Linked DNA regions of Homo sapiens: region 2 is linked to region 1. Evidence: chromatin contacts called from ENCODE Hi-C data. All regions are on one chromosome and are shown on one strand. Each heading gives the region's core, a stretch centred on a gene start or an enhancer-like site at or near the end of the contact. The rest is flanking DNA. Distances are from core to core; before and after follow the strand shown. Region 1 holds the start of ATP6V0B (ATPase H+ transporting V0 subunit b). Region 2 holds the start of TESK2 (testis associated actin remodelling kinase 2).

The links. A loop is a pair of places that touch in the nucleus more often than their neighbours do. Pooled maps may share reads with other maps.
Region 2: a loop to region 1 is called in a pooled map, with 5 times the contacts of the local background. The contact joins the promoter of TESK2 here to the promoter of ATP6V0B in region 1. A Hi-C loop is called at or near these places in 1 of 168 maps with a recorded cell type or tissue (naive thymus-derived CD4-positive, alpha-beta T cell) and 7 of 50 pooled maps.

The regions. Positions count from the first base shown.
Region 1 is chr1:43,970,375-43,976,929 of GRCh38, forward strand. It overlaps ATP6V0B (ATPase H+ transporting V0 subunit b), which reads left to right and starts at 4,586. Exons shown (of 8, transcript NM_004047.5): 1 at 4,586-4,733; 2 at 5,426-5,474; 3 at 5,716-5,799; 4 at 5,928-6,005; 5 at 6,216-6,285; 6 at 6,399-6,450. The coding sequence starts at 4,667. It overlaps LOC124904167 (a long non-coding RNA gene), which reads right to left and starts at 4,491. Exons shown (of 2, transcript XR_007066053.1): 1 at 4,069-4,491; 2 at 2,991-3,513. DPH2 (diphthamide biosynthesis 2) reads left to right here. Exons shown (of 6, transcript NM_001384.5): 2 at 222-334; 3 at 592-815; 4 at 1,013-1,696; 5 at 1,784-1,960; 6 at 2,041-2,995. The coding sequence ends at 2,165. RefSeq lists enhancers at 432-978, 3,739-4,572, 4,155-4,274, 4,325-4,374, 4,573-5,405 and 2 more and silencers at 4,625-4,674, 5,075-5,124.
Region 2 is chr1:45,485,933-45,493,371 of GRCh38, forward strand. TESK2 (testis associated actin remodelling kinase 2) reads right to left here and starts at 5,231. Exons shown (of 11, transcript NM_007170.3): 1 at 4,920-5,231. RefSeq lists enhancers at 4,889-4,938, 5,225-5,519 and a silencer at 5,169-5,388.

The DNA.
Region 1 (6,555 bases), core at 3,336-5,835:
AGAGGATCCGGATCTTGGGGGATTTTGTGAGGGCGAGAGGGTGGGGGAATCAGTCTGTCCGCAGCGCGTTGACCATCCCTCCCTTCCACCTACTACGTGGGGCAGAGTGCCCCTCTGGGACCAGGGGCTTTGAAGGTTGAGTGGGAGCTCCTGGAAGATTGCTTTAAAGAAGCCCTCAGTGGGAGAGAGGCTGTCCCTGACTCCATGGTTTATGCTTATAGGTTGCCTTGCAGTTCCCTGACCAGCTATTGGGAGATGCTGTGGCTGTGGCTGCACGACTGGAGGAGACGACAGGGTCAAAGATGTTCATTCTGGGTGACACAGCCTACGGCAGGTGTGAACTTGGCCTTAGGTGGGCCAGGCCTGGGGATCCGGGGCTCATGGGGTTTTACGTCTATGACAGTGATTGCCTTCAATGGTGGTGTTTCTCCTTGATGATAATGGTAATGACTCCCCTTCTGATGCTAGCTCCTTTCATTGACAATGTCTTCCTTTAATGAAACCATTTTATTCACTGACCACATTTCCCAGTGATGACAGCAACTCGCCTCCAGAAGAGAACCCATTTCTCTGATGCTATCTTCCCTGCAGCTGCTGCGTGGATGTGCTGGGTGCTGAGCAAGCTGGAGCTCAGGCTCTCATACATTTTGGCCCTGCCTGCTTAAGCCCTCCAGCCCGCCCACTGCCCGTTGCCTTCGTGCTTCGTCAACGTTCTGTGGCCTTGGAGCTCTGTGTCAAGGCCTTTGAGGCCCAGAACCCAGACCCCAAAGCGCCTGTGGTGCTGCTGAGTGAGCCGGCCTGTGCCCATGCCCTGGGTAAGGGGTTTTGCCTGTGTATGCACAAAGGGTGAGCCAACTGCTTTATGCCTTAATTTCCCCATTTCCATATACCATCCATAGAACTCTTGATATGGGCTTGGCCCCAGCCTACTGGGTCATATTTAGTCTCCTGGGGATGAGGGAGCTCCTGCTTTGCCAGGCTCCAACCTCAACACTACCTCCTTCTCTTCCAGAGGCTTTGGCTACTCTCCTGCGCCCACGGTACCTGGACCTGCTAGTCTCCAGCCCAGCTTTTCCCCAACCAGTGGGTTCCCTGAGTCCAGAGCCTATGCCCCTAGAGCGTTTTGGGCGCCGCTTCCCCCTTGCCCCAGGGAGGCGTCTAGAAGAGTATGGTGCCTTCTATGTAGGGGGCTCTAAGGCCAGCCCTGACCCAGACCTTGACCCAGACCTGAGTCGGCTGCTCTTGGGGTGGGCACCAGGTCAACCCTTCTCCTCCTGCTGTCCAGATACAGGGAAGACTCAGGATGAGGGTGCCCGGGCTGGACGGCTAAGGGCACGAAGACGATATCTGGTAGAGAGGGCCAGAGATGCCCGCGTGGTAGGGCTGCTGGCAGGCACACTGGGTGTAGCCCAACACCGTGAGGCACTGGCCCACTTGCGGAACCTGACTCAGGCTGCTGGCAAGCGTAGCTATGTGTTGGCCCTGGGGCGGCCCACCCCTGCCAAGCTTGCCAACTTCCCTGAGGTGGATGTCTTTGTGCTATTAGCCTGTCCTCTGGGTGCTCTAGCCCCCCAGCTTTCTGGTAGCTTCTTCCAGCCTATACTGGCACCATGTGAGCTGGAAGCTGCCTGCAACCCTGCCTGGCCACCTCCAGGCCTGGCTCCCCACCTCACACATTATGCGGACTTATTGCCTGGTGAGTAGTGGGGGCATTGCCTAAGCTGGAAACCTGGGGCACGGAGTCAGGGGGTGAGTATGGATTTTCTTTCCTCCTCCCTTTCAGGCTCTCCCTTCCACGTGGCTCTCCCACCACCTGAGTCAGAGCTGTGGGAAACCCCAGACGTGTCACTCATTACTGGAGATCTCCGACCCCCACCTGCCTGGAAGTCATCAAATGATCATGGAAGCTTGGCTCTGACCCCACGGCCCCAGCTGGAGCTGGCTGAGAGCAGTCCTGCAGGTAAATGTACAAGTCTCCACTCCCAGCTGAGCTTTTTCTCCAGATGCAGCGCACTCAGACTGAGCCCCCTCCCTCTACAGCCTCATTCCTTAGTTCCCGGAGCTGGCAAGGGCTGGAGCCCCGCCTGGGTCAGACGCCAGTGACAGAAGCTGTGAGTGGAAGACGAGGGATTGCCATCGCCTATGAGGATGAGGGAAGCGGCTGATACCATGTGGGGCTGGAGACATAGATGGACTTATGAATGGCTGCTAGGACCTTTAGTGCTCCCTGCACCAACCTCCCATCCCCCTGCCAAGATCCTTGAAGGACCCTGGAAGGAGGGAGAGCAGGCAGCCCTTCACAGGATAGGATCCGTCTCTGTCCTGTCCTGGCACTGGCACAAGCTCAGCACATGCCCAGTAATGCGTGTTGTTTGGCTGATGGAATAAAGGGCTTAGGGACTTCCCTGAGGCCTCTGGACCCATCTGTCTTCCTGAGGGCAGCCCAGGACCTTTGGCCAATCCCAGTTCCCAGGCTGCAGTTGAGGGTCTGTCCTTGTCAAAAGGCAGGTGCTAGACAGTCTAGACCAGGGTTTCTCAAACTCGTACTTGACATTTGGGGCCAGATAATTCTTTGTTGTGGGGCTGTCTGGTGTATGGTAGGGTGCTCAGCAGCATCCCTGGCCTCTGCCCACTAGACATCAGAAGCACTCCCCCAGTTGTGACAACCAAAAATATCTCCAGACCTTGGCAAATGTTATCTGTGGGGGAAAATTGCCCTCAATTGAGAACCACTGGTCTAGCTAGACCTGCACTGTCCAGTACAGTAGCCACTAAATACATGTGGCTAAACTTAAATTTAAGTTAATTAAGATTAAAAGCTCAGTTTCTCAGTCACATTAGTCATTCAAGTGTTCAGACAGCCACATGAGGGGACAGTGCAGCTACAGGATATGCCATCATGGCAGAAAGTTCTATTGGTTGGACAGCGTTGGTCTATACTGACTCTTATTTCTCAGGGAGATCACAGCAACCTAAATAAACCAGATACCTTTTCTCTTTGTGTTTCTTTTTAATTCATGAAATACTGCAGGTCCTGCACTGGTCCTGGGATGTAGATGTTAACTGTATTTAACCAGATTCCTTTCCAGTGTACCTGGAAAGAGAGTTAAATACGCAGTCAGTACACAGTGAAACAGCTCTATCTGGGAGGAGGGAAGCCCCAGGGACAGCTGGATCCCACAGGAGATACCTGACAAGGACTAAGAGGAGGCTTCCCAGAGGGCATAACACCTATGCTGGATCTTTTGGAGGAAAAAATAATTGTCAGGAGAAAAGGAGTGAAAAAGACCTTTGGGCTTAAACATGAACCAACATGGCGGATGCTTCAAGCAAGTGGGGTTGCTGGGCCCTAAAGGTGGAGAGGGGTGAAATGAAAAGACTCGCCTCTTCTTCCCCACATTTGTTGAGAATCTGGTCACAGTGGCATTGTCGAGGGTATTGAAGGTGAACAAAGGAGATGTGGTCCCTGCCCTCAGGGAATGCCTAGTCTAATGGTGGAGGCAGAGCTGTAAGCTAACAAGGTAACCCAGACAAAGTGGGCATCAGTCATGTGTTCTACAAATATGTACTGAGGACACACTCTGTGCCAGGTACTGGAAATACAGCAGTGAGCGACACAAAAGCCATGGTGCTTCCACTCTTCCAGGGGAGTTGGACAAATAAAATACTTAGTATGCCAAATGGTGATCAGTAAGTACCGTGAGAAATGTAAAGCTGGGAAGCAGAGGAGCGTTTAAGTGGGGTGGAATATTAAACAGAATGGTCAGAGAAGGCCTTTTCAAGAAGGTGAGCAAAAACTGAAAGGAAGTTACAGGATGAGCCGCATGTATAGTTAGGAGAAGCAGAGAGAGCAAGTGCAAGGGCAGTGAGGTCGCGGTATGGTTGGCACGTTCAAAGAAATAGCAAGGAGGGCAGTGCAGCCAGAGGAGGGAGTTAGTGGGGGAATATTAGAAGGTGAAGTCAGCTGAGGGGCGTGGGGAGCCTAGCAGGCTATTGTGAGAACTTTGGCTTTTCTCCTGAATGAAATGGGAGCCATCAGGGCATTTCGACAGGGTAGTGACATCTTACTGAAGCTTAATAAGCATCACCAGGACATCGCGGGAGCCCAGCAAACGCGCTTCCCTGCCACTGGGTTAGGGAAGGCTTGCCGGAAGGACGATTTCGGAGGACAGCAGGTGTTAGCCAGGCAGCGGAGCGAGCGCCAACAGGCGCACTGGGGCGGAGAGACGCCGTGAGCAAGGTGAGGCAGAGGGCACGCGCGGCGCCACCCGCCACAGGCTAGGACGCACGGCTGCCAGAGAGGACGCCTTAGGGGCCCGCGAGCAGGCTCGGGAATAAAACAGGGCTGGCAGGGCGAGGTGGAGAGACTCGAGAAGGACCGGCCAGATGTCGAAGTTCCTAGAGAGGAGGGCGCCCAAGCCTCCGCCGAGACGCGTGACTACAACTACCACAATCCCCAGCGCCTGCGGTTCCAGCGTCGCCTTGCTCTAGACGGGCGGCGGCGCTGCGCGGGGAACCGGCGTGGGGTCACGTGGTACCGGCGCATCACGTGGGCGAGTTAGGTGACGCTGCGGGGCGGGCGGACAGACTGCGGGACGGACGGTGGACGCTGGGACGCGTTTGTAGCTCCGGCCCCGCCGTTCCGACCCCCGCCGCCGTCGCCGCCATGACGGGGCTAGCACTGCTCTACTCCGGGGTCTTCGTGGCCTTCTGGGCCTGCGCGCTGGCCGTGGGTGAGGCCGGGTCCTGGCGGGCGGGAGCAGCATCGCGGCCGAGCTGGCCGGGTCGGAACTCGGCGGGGAAGTGGCCTGCGGGGAATACTGGCCCCCCGCGCGCTCTGCACCCGAGGCTCTGGGGACTTGCGCCTGCGAGGGCCTCTGACTCCGACAAAGGAGACCCGGATTTCCAGCTGCTTGAGGAGGGGTGCGGGCGGGTAGGGGCCGCGAGGGCAGCACTCCCCCGTCCTGCCACTATCGCTGTCTCCCCTCGCTCCCACGTCTCACTGCTGTCCCCCCTTTCTTGCTCCTGACCGGCCCGCTCGGTCACAAGCCGGCTGCTCCGGTTCCTCTTTTCCCAGTCGCTTTGCCCTCCCCCACCCACAGCTTGTTGGGTAAACAGCGGAACGGACTGGGCCGGCGGGATCTGGCTGGAGCGCTTGCTCCCTCGGTCCCGCCTCGGATTCGGGCTTGCGGGTGGCGACCCTGCCTGCGCAGGTGCTTGGTCTGGGAGGTGGTTTTAGCGAGGGAATGGCAGAAAATGGAGGCCTAAGCAGAGGAATCTGTCTACACAGCTGTACTGTCACCTGGGGGCAGCCTGAGGACGCCCCTTCAGGGAGGTGGCCCTTCAGCTCGGCAGCTACTTTAGGTTGAAGAACTTCTCTCTACCGAGCAGCCCGTAACCCCCTTTTTCTCCCTCACTGCTGCAGGAGTCTGCTACACCATTTTTGATTTGGGCTTCCGCTTTGATGTGGCATGGTAAGGGAGGGCAGGGGGAGGATTCCCCTTGAAGCTTCTTCCCTGCAGCCTCTCTTCTTTTCTCTGGTCTGAGTCCCTCCCCCACACCACTGCCTGCCTGGGACATGGACCTTTGGGAAATACGCGGTCAGTTGTTGCCTGTAGAACTGGTGGTGGGGTTGAAGGGGGTTTGAGGGGTTAAGATTTTGTGCTCCGCTTCCCTGCTAGAGCTGAACTGCTTTCTTCTCTGCTTCCACAACAGGTTCCTGACGGAGACTTCGCCCTTCATGTGGTCCAACCTGGGCATTGGCCTAGCTATCTCCCTGTCTGTGGTTGGGGCAGCCTGGTGAGTATTGGGGTGGTGGGACTGGGGGCAGGGGCTGAGTCATGGCAGGTGGTGTCACTGGGGTCTTAGGCATGCTGAGGGCAGTGACAGCTTGGGCTCTGCTCATCAGTTTTTTATCCTTCCACCAGGGGCATCTATATTACCGGCTCCTCCATCATTGGTGGAGGAGTGAAGGCCCCCAGGATCAAGACCAAGAACCTGGTCAGGTAAGTGTCAGGGTCCTTGGACTTTTGTCAGAACCAGCTGTGTTGGCGCTGCCTGTGTGTTTGATCTGACATACTGTTTCTGACAAGCCACCTTGTGGGATGGGATGTTATAGGGGAAAGATTGCTGGGGACTTACTGGGCAGGAAGGACGGTTTCTTTCTCATTTCTTTCTCCTTTCCACTCCTTACCCCTAATCTCTACCACTACCAGCATCATCTTCTGTGAGGCTGTGGCCATCTACGGCATCATCATGGCAATTGTCATTAGCAACATGGCTGAGGTATGGAAGGCCAGGGTGGTGGCGGGAATCCATTCCAGTGTGTTCTACACATTCCTTAGAGATTGGATGGGGTGCATCAGGATGGTTTCTGATTACTTTTCTTCTTCCCTCAGCCTTTCAGTGCCACAGACCCCAAGGCCATCGGCCATCGGAACTACCATGCAGGTGGGTGGATGGGCGTATGAATGCAAAATGCTGGGACTTCATGCCTGCTTCCACTCTCCCCCATCCCAGCTTGGGCCATCATTTTGATATTCTCTCACCTACTTT
Region 2 (7,439 bases), core at 3,981-6,480, 1.5 Mb after region 1:
TTTGCCTTTATATTAACCATCATATAGTTAATAACAACAGAGTTGAATACAACTAAGGTTTTCCTAATGTTCTTTTCCTTTTATCACACTGCCTTTTGGAAATTTTCAGGAATGGAAGACATAAAACTTATTACAACCAGGCTTTTCTCTGAAACAGCCACTGCCTGTGATTGTTCAGGGAAAATAACACTAGTGAGACTACACTGAAGTCATCTCCATATGATGACTTTGTAAATAGTATAATAGCCATTGTTGGGTCAAAACATTCACCATCACCCACACAATACAATGTAATAATTGGGCTTCATCTACTAGAAGGAGATGAAATTCCCATAAATGCCTTTACCATAGGTTTCAAATTCCAACACTACATTCTTTTTGCAAAACAAAATGAAATGTATGACACTAAGAATATATGTATAAATACTTTCATACAGGGAAGAAAGCATAAAAGCAAGTCAGTTTTCTCCTCAAAATAAGTCCGGGATGAGCATATTTAAATGTGTAATTTTCTTTTTACAATTAACTAAAACCTTTTGAGACCAGCCTGGCCAACATGGTGAAACCCCATCTCTACTAAAAATACAAAAATTAGCCCTGCATGGTGGCCCTCGCCTGTAATCCCAGCTACTCAGGAGGCTGAGGGGCAGGAGAATGGTGTGAACCTGGGAAGCGGAGCTTGCAGTGAGCCGAGATCTTGCCACTGCACTCCAGCCTGGGTGACAGAGCAAGACCCCATAAAAAAAAATTAATTAAAAAAAAAAACAAACGCACACACACACAATTAACTAAAACCATAAAAAAATGTTACTGAGGATCCTGAGGTGGAGAGTCCCTAGCCTCCCAGCATACACACACACACACACACACACACACACACACACACATATATACATTTTTTTTTTTTGAGACGGACTTTCGCTCTTGTTGCCCAGGCTGGAGTGCAGTGGCCCGATCTCGGCTAACCGCAACCTCCACCACCCGGGTTCAAGCGATTCTCCTGCCTCAGCCTCCCAAGTAGCTGGGATTACATGCATGCACCACCACGCCCAGCTAATTTTTGTATTTTTTTTTTCAGTAGAGACAGGGTTTCTCCATGTTGGTCAGGCTAGTCTCGAACTCCTGACCTCAAGTGATCCACCCGCCTTGGCCTCCCAAAGTGCTGGGATTACAGGTGTGAGCAACCGCACCCAGCCAGCACATATATTTTAAACAGAATCAAAGCCCATCATATGTCAAGCTTACAAAGGATTTTTTGTGTTTGAGGGTCTATCCCAAACATATATCTGTAAGAGAGAATAACACATCATACATCCAGGGCATCAAGTATCTGAGGATATCACCATTAATTCATATACAAACATCTGTACCATTTGGTACTACTTTTCAACAAGTGCCAAGGAACCACCAATCCAACTCTGGGTCCCTCCTTGGTGAGCAGGCCCACCTATAGGACTTACTATCTCCTCTGCTCAATCTCCTGCTATCATGCTGGACAACTGTGACATTCATATTGATGACATATTCAACACAGCCCCCTAATCTCCCACTACTTCAATAACCTACACCTCCATTCCCCTTCAACAGCATTGAGACAGTTAAGCCAGTTTTTGTCTTTACCTTGAAATAATGAACTCTGGGCTGTCCAATTATATATTTCTTACAAAATCTGGTCTTCAACCACATTTCTGATTGTCTTTTTATTCTCTAAGTACACCAGCCTCCCTCTAGATTTTGCTTCTTATAACTCCCAGCTTGGTCCCTTGGAATGAAACATATCTCCTACACTATCAATAGCAGTGTAAAGTTGCTTCCCATTTTATCTTTCTGTCCTGCAAGTTTCCATTTTGAATCAATCCAACCATCTTTTTTGTCCTACTATTCTTAGGCTGTTGAAGAAAGTGTAAAATCCATGCTCCTGGGCCCCATTACAAATATATTATTTCTAACTAGTAGGACCCTCAATGTGGTCAACAATCTTTTAGCTCCTGAGTTTTTTTTTGCTTTTTTTTTTTTCTTTCCCCCAGGCTGGAGTGCAGTGGTACAATCTTGACTCCCTGCAACCTCAGCCTCCCGGTTCAAGCAATCCTCCCACCTCAGCCTCTCCAGTAGCTGGGACAACAGGCATGCACCACCACACCCAGCTAATTTTTTAATTTTCTGTAGAGACGAGGTCTCACAATGTTGCCCATGCTGGTCGCAAACTCCTGGGCTCAAGCGATCCTCCCACTTCAGCCTCCCAAAGTGCTGGGATTAAAAAATCCAAAGTGAGCCACTACACCTGGCCAACAATTTTTTTTGTTAAATCTTTATTCTCTTTCATTTTCCATTTAAGATTCCCATGGCCATAATACTCAAGTCAGAAACTCACCATAGTGTCTTCAGTCTCCAAACTGACTTCTCCACAGATAAGTAATCACATCGATAAGGCCATCTGTTAAACTCCCTCACTTTCCTTCCCTTCTACCACATCATTATCCATTTTCACTACTATCCTTTTGGTGTCAAAGGGCAAAATGCCTGACTGACATATTTCCTAGATGAACCTTCCCCTCACTTACAGAACTGTTTCACCTGTACTGAAAAGAAAAACACACATGTGCCATAATGGAAAGAACACAGGTTTCAGAACTAGACATACCTGCTCAAATCCTTGTCCACAGTACTCTCCACTGTAAAAGAGGGATACTGACATGTTAACCACAAGGCTGTTGTGATCTATAAAGCATCTTTATGTACCTGGCATATAGTATATTCTCAATAAAGATGAGTTTCACTAGAACCAGCTCTCCTTCACAACCAAACTCTGGAGAATAATTTTACTCATTTCTCCTCATTTATTCCTCAATCCATCATGATCTCACTACTACCTTCTTTGCCATCCCCACCCTACCAAAACTGCATTTCAGAGGAAACAAGTGACCTCCTGATTGCTAAATATAGGGCAGGCCAGGCATGATGGCTCACCCCTGTAACCCCAGCTCTTTGGGAGGCCGGGGAAGGCAGATAGCTTTGAGCTCAGGAGTTCGAGACCAGCCTGGGCAACGCAGAGAAATCCCGTCTCTACAAAAAATACAAAAAATTATCTGGGTGTGGTGGCTCCTGCCTGTGATCCCAGCTACTCAGAAGGCTGAGGTGGGAGGATCCGAGACTGCACCACTGCACTCCAGCCTGGGCGACAGAGTGAGACCCTGACACCAAAGAAAAAAAAAAAAAAGCTTCTTAACTCTCATTCAGCTGGACCTCGAAAGCACGTGACATTGATAGTCACCGCCCCCCACTCCCTTCTTGAAATCCTTTCTTTGGCTCCTATTATAATGCTGTTATGTTCTAGTTCTTGTCCCGTTCCTTTAATCTCTCTTTTTCAGTGTCTATTACCTTTCAAACAATGATGCTCCTTCTGGTCCACAGCCCTTCTCATCTTTCAGTATTACCATTCCATACTAAGGCACACAAATATCCCCCATATATTCTCTTGACCCTCCAAATTTATGTATCCAGGTCCAAGCTTTCTCCCAATTTTCAGACCCAAATTTCCAGATACCCACAGTGATATTTCAAAACACCTCAAACTCGGCTGGGAGCAGTGGCTCACGCCTGTAATCCCAGCACTGTGGGAGGCCGAGGTGGGCGGATTGACTGAGGTCAGACGTTCGAAACCAGCCTGGCCAACGTGGGGAAACCCCGTCTCTACTAAAAGTACAAAAATTAGCCGGACGTGGTGGCGCATGCCTGTAATCCCAGCTACTCGGTAGTCTGAGGCAGGAGAATCGCTTGTACCTGGGAGGAGGAGGTGGCAGTGAGCTGAGATCGTGCCACTGCACTCCAGCCTGGGTGACAGAATGAGACTCCGTCAAAAAAAACAAAAACTAACAAACAAACCCTGAAACTTAACTTGTTCAAAACCAAATTTATTACCTTCTCTCAAAATTGCTTTTTTATGCTCCCTATTTCAGATGAGATCAGGAGCGTTGAGGGTGGTATAACCAGAGACTATGTTCCCTATTTCAATTAACACTACCGATTCACACCATCAGCCAAGTCAGAAACTTTCTACTATTCTTCTCAACTTTATTTTGAAACCTCTTGGAATTTCGGGCCATTCCCTCCCGCCTGGATGAGCACACTCGTTTTCTGCCTACCTGGCCTTTCCGCCTCCACGGTCTTCACTTTCAATCCTTCCTCTATATTTTCACCAAAGATAATGCAATCATACCAAGCTCCTGCTTACAAAACCTTCAACGGCTCCCCATGCATGCAGCATGAAGTCCAAATTCCTCAGCAAGTTCTTCTCAGAGGTATACAATTTAAAGACTTTTAAATTACGCAAACCTGGATTTCGCTTGTAGCGAAATCTGAACACTGGCTTAGTCCACTCTTCACAGCGAAGAGTAAAAAGCAGAGAGGGGAAAGGAAGGGAGACGATGACAAGCGAGGAAAGAAGAGGGGGAAGGCAGTAGGGTCTGAGGGGAGGGAATTGTTTTCCTGGGTAGAGGTGAACGTTTTCGAGGGAAGAGTGTATCGGAGGGAAGTCAAGTGAAGGAACCCAGATCTCTGAGGCAGGAGCGGGTATGCGAGCAGGGAGGCGCTCAGTGGGGAGCTGGAAGTCTCTGAAACAAGAGTTTTCCGAGAAAACGAAAGATCCCTAATGCGAGCGAGGTAACTTCTAATGGGTTCCCAGGTTCTAAGGGGGAGCAGACGTGGCGGGGAGCCTGAGGGAAGTGAGAAGGAAAGGGGAAAGCGGCCAGGAAGGGAGCGTCCGCCGCCGCTGAGAGGGGGACCTCTGGGAAGCCGAGGGGTCCCGTCGGGTGCGGAGGGACGCAGGCGCCTCTGCTCCGGGGCAGAGGAGGTGGAGCGGCAGCGCGCGCGGGCCAGGCAGGATGCCCGGGTTTGTGACCCCCGTCCTCTTTTCACGTTACCTGAGGCAGGACTGAGCAGCCAGAGGGGTGCCTGCGCGGGCAAGAGGAGGAGACGGCGGCAAAGAGGGAGCATAGTAACCCTCACAGCTCGTTGGTGGCAGCGGCTCCTTAGCCTGCGGAGGCGGTGGGAGCCCCTAGCGCAGAAGCCGGCGACTCAGCTAGGCTAGCGGCGGCGGCGAACGAGGAGACTACTGCCATGGCCCCACAGTCGGGGCCGCTCCCCCCGCCTGTTTGGCGGGGCCAGGAGGACGATCCGACCAGCGAAGCCAACAGGGCAGCTGGTAGCTCTGCTGAGCTCCCGGGCCGCGAAAGACTGAAACGCCTACCCGGCCCAGCAGGGGGGTTGGGGGCGGGGTCTCGGCTGGCCACGCCCCTCCCTCAAGCCCTCCCTCAGAGTAGCCAGTCAACCGTCAACTCCTGATAAACGAGGTAGTGGAATTGCCCAATTAGCGCTAGGAATGCCACGTGGTATGAGGGTGGGCACAATGGGCGTCCAGAAAAGCCAATCAACAGCCGTAGGTGCCAACTCCGGAGGACGAAGGGAACCAATAGGAAGGAAGTCGAGGTAAAAACAGAAGAAGCAGTGTGTGGGAAAGGCGGAACCGAGGAGGAGGGAATACACCTGGGGGAAACCCAAGTCCAGGAGCCTCTTAGAGGGCGGGGCAGTAAACACAAGATGGACCAATAAAAATGTTAAACACAGAAATGATTGGTAATTGATAAAGCCAATAGAAAATGGACTAGACTGGCGCGGCTTTCGGGTTGGTCAAGGTATAGCTGAGTAAGGAAAAGCGGTAAGAATGCTGCGTCCTGCAGGATTTCAGTATAGTGAGGAGGAAAAAATATATCAATAATACCGACTTGAAATAGTAAGAGCAATCAGTAGAGCTAAACAAAATGCTAGGGAAGCAATTAATCATGACTATGAGATTCGGTTAAGTGAAAGCTTAGAGGAGGTAACACTTCAGCTAGCTTGAAAACAGATTTTGAAAGAAAGCTGGTGGGGAATAAGTTGGGATTTTTTGTTGTTTTTGTTGGTTGTTTTTTTTTTAGAAGGGTCTCACTCTGTCGCCCAGGATGATGGAGTGCAATGGAGCGATCATGGCTCACTTGCAGCCTCAAACTCCTGGATTAAGATGATCCTCCCAACTCAGCCTCCCCGGATAGCTGGGACTACAGGCACACGCCAGCATGCCTGACTAATTTTTTGTATATTTTGTAGAGACGGGGTTTACCATGTTGCCCAGGCTGGTCTGTAACTCCTGGACTCAAGTGATCGGCCCACGTTGGCCTACGAAAGTGCCGGGATTACAGGCGTGAGCCACCGCTCCCAGCTAAGAATTCTGCCCAGCTGTTCAAGGCACATATTTCTTCACTTTTTGCATGTGCCTGGACATCAGGAGCTCATAATCTCATGACTGAAGAGACTAGAACAGGAGGAGGGCAAGAGCAAGCAGTATGGGCCTTACTGTATTAGCACTCCCAGGGGTTAGAGACCCCTTTTCAGACATCTTAAGACTTTCATCCTCCTGGAAGAGTATAAGTGGTATGCATTCCTGGTGGCCATAAAGTTTAAGAAATATGGCCAGGGCCGGGAGCAGTGGATCACGCCTGTAATCCCACCACTTTGGGAGGCCGAGGCAGGGGGATCACGAAGTCAGAAGATCGAGACCATCCTGGCAAACATGGTGAAACCTCGTCTCTACTAAAAATAGAAAAATTAGCTGGGTGTATTGGCGCGTGCCTGTAGTCCCAGCTACTCAGGAGGCTGAGGCAAGAGAATCGCTTGAGCCCGGGAAGCAGAAGTTGCAGTGAGCCAAGATCGCACCACTGCACTCCAGCCTGGGCGACACAGCAAGTCTCCGTCTCAAAAAAAAAAAAAAAAAAAAAATATGGCCAGACACAGTGATTCACTTCTGTAATCTCAGCACTTTGGGAGGCCAAGGTGGATCACTTGAAGCCAGGAGTTTGAGACCAGCCTGGGCAACATAGCGAGACCCTGTCTGTACAGAAAAAAAAAAAAAAATGAGCCCAAAATGGTGGCATGTACCTGTGGTCCTAGCTACTTGGGAGGCTAAAGCCAGAAGATCACCTGAGCCCAGAGGTCAAGGCTACAGTGAGCTGTGGATGGTGCCACTGCACTCCAGCCTGGACAACAGAGCAGGACCCTGTCCCAAAAAAATATAAAAAGAAAGAAAGAAGTGTGGTAGGAGATATTGGAGAGAGAAGAGGCTGCATGTGGGTTGGGCTTAAATGCCAATATTCAAATTTGTCTTTTGTTTTTTATGCTGTGAGAGCTATTCTTGAGCAGGACCATAAACTAAACAGGGCAGTGTTTTAGGAAGATTAATTGGTAGCTCACAGAATCTCTGAAGGGAGAAGAGAGATCACCCCAGCCCAGTCCCCCTGACCAAAGGCTTTTTGGTACCATTCTTCTGGCAACAAATCATGTGCTGCCACCTGGTGACAGCTCAAATAACAATTTTCCACATTGCTATTTAATATTTCTGTTGAGGTTGG